Regions from separate parts of the Homo sapiens genome. Here region 1 is linked to region 2. Evidence: chromatin contacts called from ENCODE Hi-C data. All regions are on one chromosome and are shown on one strand. The core of a region is the stretch at or near the end of the contact, and the rest is flanking DNA. Distances in the headings are between cores, read along the strand shown.

Region 1 (2,700 bases), core at 181-2,680, 3.7 Mb after region 2:
TTTATGAAGTAAATGTAGTAAATTCAGTCAGGAAGGGCACTGGCAAATGAAATCCACGTTGCAGGAAACTGTAAACACTGCATTTGGTCCCAGAATACGGATTTTTCCCTTGATTTGTTCCCATGCCACTTTGGTTCTTCTCACTTTCAGATCCCCCTAACCAATGCTTAGCTGGCATCTCCACTTGGCTGCTTCACAGGCACCAAAAAGTTTTCTGCCTAAAACTGAATTCTCAATCCTTCTTTCCACATCTATTCCTTTCCCAATTTTCCTCACTCTGTAAAGTGGCATCATCATGAACACGGTTCATCAAACCAGACACTTTTCATCATTCTCGACATTTCCTTCTTATATTTACTCCACCACATCCAATCCACTTTCTATCAAATCCACCTCCAAATCTATCTCAACTCATCCCTCCCCTTTTCTCCCCAATTACACTGCCCCACACGAGTCAAAGCCATCATTTGCTGCTCCCTGGACCTCTACAATAGATCCTTAAATGGTCTCTTCGCCATTACACAGACCGCCCCAAATTCGGACAGAGTGGAAATCAGATCCTGTCATTACCCCGCTTTAAATCCCTGTATTGCCTTCCACTGAATTTGGAACAAAACCCCACCTTCTTACAGAGCCCACAGGGCCCTGGAGCACCAAAATGCTTGGTTCTTAGATCCTGCCAAGCTTTTTCCTGTCTCAGGGCCTCGATATGTATTCCACCTCAATGTTCTTCGACTCGTACATCCTTAAAGTAAGATTCCATTGACTGTGCCCACTTGTTTTGAAAAGGGAGTTTATTACACAGTTGTTTTAAACAAGTTCATAACCCTAGAACTTAGGTATAGAGTGACCGCTCTAATCTAAAGCAACAGAAGGGAAATGGGAGCAGGGCAGGTCTTCCAGCAGAACACCAGCTACCATTTCTGCAGGCCTCTCCATCGATTCACCCGGGGAGCCCTGACCACCGAGGCCGAGCGGCGGGCTCCTGTGCGCAGCTGCCCCGCAGCAGGCGCCCGCGGCCTATGGCGCCGCCCCATTTTTTCTAATACTTGGACTCGAACTAGTGGGGTCACTGTTAGGCGAAGAAAGGAATGACCTCCAAGGTCACATGCAAGCAAACTTTGGTCTCAACTAAACAGGAAATTGCACCGAAATCGCTGTCGCTAGCGCCTTACAAGTAAGGGTTTTCTCCTTAACCCAAACAAGCCTTTCGGGCTGGGTTTTTATCACGTCCGCTCCAAAACCGAGGAGGTTGAGTGAACTTCACCCCACGACCCCGACTCTCCGCGGCGGCCGGAAGCGGAGGCCTGGCCTGGGGAGGGCAGGACCCCGAGGGGCGAGGAGAGGAGGAGGGGGCTGCGCTCACCTCGGAGCAGAGCCATGGCGGCTGCTGGGTCGTCGGCGGCGCGGGTCTGTGGTGTGGGGGACGCTGAGCGGCCGCTCGCAATCACCCAGATTTCAAGAGCGTGGGTGGCGCCCCGAGAGCCACGCCCCTGCCCTTTCACCTACTTCCTGGGGCTCCTTGGCGGGGTCCCAGCGTAAGATGGTCCTACCCCACGCGTAGCGCTGCCCGCCTCACCCCAGCCCGAGGGAGCCCAGGGGACGGGGCTCGGATAGACCACAACGCGCCTTGAGAGCGGACTCTTTCCTCACATCCTCATTTTTAGATTTTCTCCGTTTCCAAACCGAGAGAATTTGGTTTGACACCTCTCACCCATCATATCCTAGCCCCGACAGGCGATGACTCTTCCCCTTTGTCTCCGCCAACACCCTAAACACTGGGCAGGAGCCAAGGGCTGAGGAACTTGGCGCGCGGGCGGCCGCGGCCGCCAGCTGGGGGCGGGACCGAACGTCCTGTGGGCGGGGCGCGGCGGCGGCGGCGGGATTGGCTGGGGCGGGCGGGTGCGCAGTCCGCTGGGCAGAGGCTTGGGCCGCCGAGCTGGACCCGGACCGGTTTTGGGTACTGTACTGGGGGCAGGGCAGAGAGGTGGGCGGCAGTTGGGGTGCGGTGATTGTAGTAGGCTAGGGCGCTTTCGGGTCCCCATTGCAGCCCCCGGATGAGCCCGCAGTATTTTCCTTATATGATCAGGTCCCATTGCGGGCGGCGCCGCTTGCCCGGAGCCTGAGAGGATTATGAAAACGTGGCGAGCGAAATGGGGCCAGGGGACCTGGAGCAGGGGCGTGAGGAGAGTAGGCAGCGGGTGAGGCTGGACGGGAGGGAGGTCTAGGGAGGCCTCTGCCGCGGGCACTGTGAGTCCTGGCCGATGATGACGAGACCACTGCGCAATCTGAGTTCTGGGAACCAGGTGATGGAGTATGTTCTGAGAACAGACTGAGGCCGGGCAAGCAGGAGGCGGCCGCGGCAGGGGAGAGGCGGAGAGCCCCTCGATACCAGGGCTCGGAGGGCCGGGCTGCCTAGCGAGGGCTTCTTTTGAGTGCGTAGGGGTGGTGGGTGGCATGGACGGTTTCTCTGAGTCGTCAGCGAATGCCCCCCCTAGAATCCTGCTTTTCAAACACTTTGGTGACACTCTTGCAATGTTGGGGTGTTTTTAAATCCAAATTTGTATTATGAAAACTTACAAACTTACAGAAAAGTGGGAAGACTTGTACAGTGGACACATATCGACCCAATTGTTAACATTTTGCTATATTGCTATCCACCTGTTCTTCCATCAAACCATCTTATCTTTTTAATGCAGA
Region 2 (2,700 bases), core at 187-2,686:
AAATAAAATAAAATAAATAATAAATAAGCTTGGCTTGCTAGTAAGTTTCCTTTGAAAAGAAAATCATTTTAGGCTGGGTGTGTTGGCTCACACCTGTAATCCTAGCTCTTTGAGAGGCCGAGGCAGGCAGATCACTTGAGGTCAGGAGTTTGAGACCAGCCTGATCAACGTGGTGAAACCCCCCGTTCTACTAAAAATAAAAAAATTATCCCTGCATGCTAGCACAAGCCTGTAATCCCAGCTACTAGAGAGGATGAGACAGGAGAATTGCTTGAGCCTGGGGACGGGGGTTGGAGGTCGCAGTGAGCCAAGATCATGTCACTCTGCACTCCAGCCTAAGCGACAGAGAAACACTCCATCTCAAAAAGAAAAGAAAAGGTCGGGCGCAGTGCCTGTAATCCCAGCACTTTGGGAGGCCAAGGCGGGCGGATCACCTGAAGTCAGGAGTTCGAGACCAAGCTGGCCAACCTGATGAGATCCCATCTTTACTAAGATACAAAAAATTAGCTGGGCGTGGTGATGCACACCTGTAATCCCAGCTACTCGGAAGGCTGAGGCAGGAGAATCGCTTGAACCCGGGAAGCAGAGGTGGCAGTGAGCTGAGAGCCGAGAGCCGAGATCGTGCCACTGCCCTCCAGCCTGAACAACAGAGACTCCATCTCAAAAAAAAAAAAAAAAAAAAAAAAGCTGGGCGCGCTGGCTCACGCCTGTAATCCCAGCACTTTGGGAGGCCGAGGTGGGCGGATCATGAGGTTAGGAGTTCGAGACCAGCCTGGCCAATATGGTGAAACCCCGTCTCTACTAAAAACACAAAAATTAGCCAGGCGTGGTGGCGCTTGCCCGTAGTCCCAGCTACTTGGGAGGCTGAGACAGAAGAATCGCTTGAACCCAGGAGGCAGAGGTTGCAGTGAGCCGAGATCATGCCACTGCACTCCAGCCTGGGCGACAAAGCGAGACTCTGTCTCAAAAAAAAAAAATGTCCCTAGTTTTTAGGTTGGGGGAACTAACGGATCAAGTTAAGATTGCCTCAGCTCATATTGCCAGGGTAGAATATAAATTCTGAGTGGATGCAATCAATGTGGAAGAAACACAAACATCTTGCTAAGCAAGAACCAAACGTTTCAAGTACTTTTTTTTAACGACAAGTGATTCAAACAAGAAATAAAAATAAAAGAAAGAAAAAACAACCTGGTTCTAGGCGGCTCTATCTCTCGTAGTGTTGATTATACCGCGGAAGGCGGGAAGAGCTGGGAAGTGGCAACGAAGCGAGGCTTGCAATGCCAGAGCCTTCGACCAGCCTTGCACAGGGGCTCAACGGCCAGGAGTCTCAGGTAAAACCACAACTCCCAGAAATCCCGGGCCCGGCGAGGGGCGGGTGCCAACGGCGTGTGGGCGGGGCCTAGGGAGTGAGCGGGGCGCATCTCCCGCTAGGAGTTCCTAGTAAAGTGGCGGGAGCCGCAGCTATGGAGCCGCAGGAGGAGAGAGAAACGCAGGTGATGGGGCGGGAATGGGGATCGTTGGCCTCCTGGAAAACGCGTTTTTGACACCCCCGCGCCGACAGCGGGTCTCCTGTGCGCGCCACGTCTACTTTTCTCTCCCCTATTCCACACATCCGTCTTTTAGTGCCGCCGTCACTATCTGCAAGCCCCCCGTGCTTAGACTCTCCTGAAGGCCTTTCCCTTCCTGCCCGGGCCTCCCCTTGTTTGGATCTGGCCCGGGAGAGGCGTTGAGCAGCCCGTGTCCACAGACTCTGGAGTGGGACTTATGAAGCCAAACCCGCCTTCCGGTTCGCTGCTCAGCCCGGCGGCTTCCACATCTGAACTGCTTCCGCGCCCTGCATCCCAACACTGGGAGCCTCCCGGCGCGGCGGGGCTTCTGGTGATCGAGGGACAATTGCTTTTTTCAGACCATGCACGGTCTAATAATGCGTTCGCATTATTATGGTCTATTAAGCTTTAAGGTTTTTCAAGCGAGGCAAATTGTTAGCCTGTACCGCTTTTGCAGATTTGGAAAAGAACGGATTGTTCTCTGGTAATTTTCAGTATTGTACGTTTCTTTGTGTACTTGCTCACTTTTTATTTCCTGATATCTAGTATCTCCCTAAAGACAAGTGAGGTTGTGAAGTAGGACTCCAAAATAGTCACAGAAAGCATTTAGTTTGCTTTTGATCACTTCTTTGTCATATTCTCATCGAGCCATTACAGTAAACAAGGCTTATAATATTTGTCTTTCTTTTAATGGTTAGGTTGCTGCGTGGTTAAAAAAAATATTTGGAGATCATCCTATTCCACAGTATGAGGTGAACCCACGGACCACAGAGATTTTACATCACCTTTCAGAACGCAACAGGGTCCGGGACAGGGATGTCTACCTGGTAATAGAGGACTTGAAGCAGAAAGCAAGTGAATACGAGTCAGAAGGTGAGATTAAGTCCAGAGTTTTGAACGAGAATAAATAGAGGTAACCAAATTTTATAACACTAAAGTATACAGGATTAATTTACTGTAGACTACTTGTTTTGCTCCTTTATTTTTCCCAGATTTTCTTCCACTCTGTTATAGTAGTAACTTTATTGTTTTATGTTTATATATATGTATATGTATGTGTGTGTGTGTGTGTGTGTGTGTGTGTGTGTGTGTGTGTGTATATATTTTAGACAATCTTGCTCTGTCGCCCAGGCTGGAGTGCAGTGGTGTGATC

Evidence for each region. A loop is a pair of places that touch in the nucleus more often than their neighbours do. Pooled maps may share reads with other maps.
Region 1: a pooled map shows a loop between it and region 2 (4-fold over the local background). The contact joins the promoter of ACAA2 here to the promoter of HAUS1 in region 2. A Hi-C loop is called at or near these places in 8 of 50 pooled maps.

Annotation. Positions count from the first base shown.
Region 1 is chr18:49,812,103-49,814,802 of GRCh38, forward strand. ACAA2 (acetyl-CoA acyltransferase 2) reads right to left here and starts at 1,431. Exons shown (of 10, transcript NM_006111.3): 1 at 1,367-1,431. The coding sequence starts at 1,382. SNHG22 (small nucleolar RNA host gene 22) reads left to right here and starts at 1,921. Exons shown (of 4, transcript NR_117096.1): 1 at 1,921-1,960. It also overlaps SCARNA17. RefSeq lists silencers at 1,224-1,343, 1,237-1,531, 1,774-1,943.
Region 2 is chr18:46,102,949-46,105,648 of GRCh38, forward strand. It overlaps HAUS1 (HAUS augmin like complex subunit 1), which reads left to right and starts at 1,437. Exons shown (of 9, transcript NM_138443.4): 1 at 1,437-1,493; 2 at 2,246-2,420. The coding sequence starts at 1,464. It also overlaps a transcript of ATP5F1A not described here. RefSeq lists a silencer at 1,262-1,361 and an enhancer at 1,752-1,841.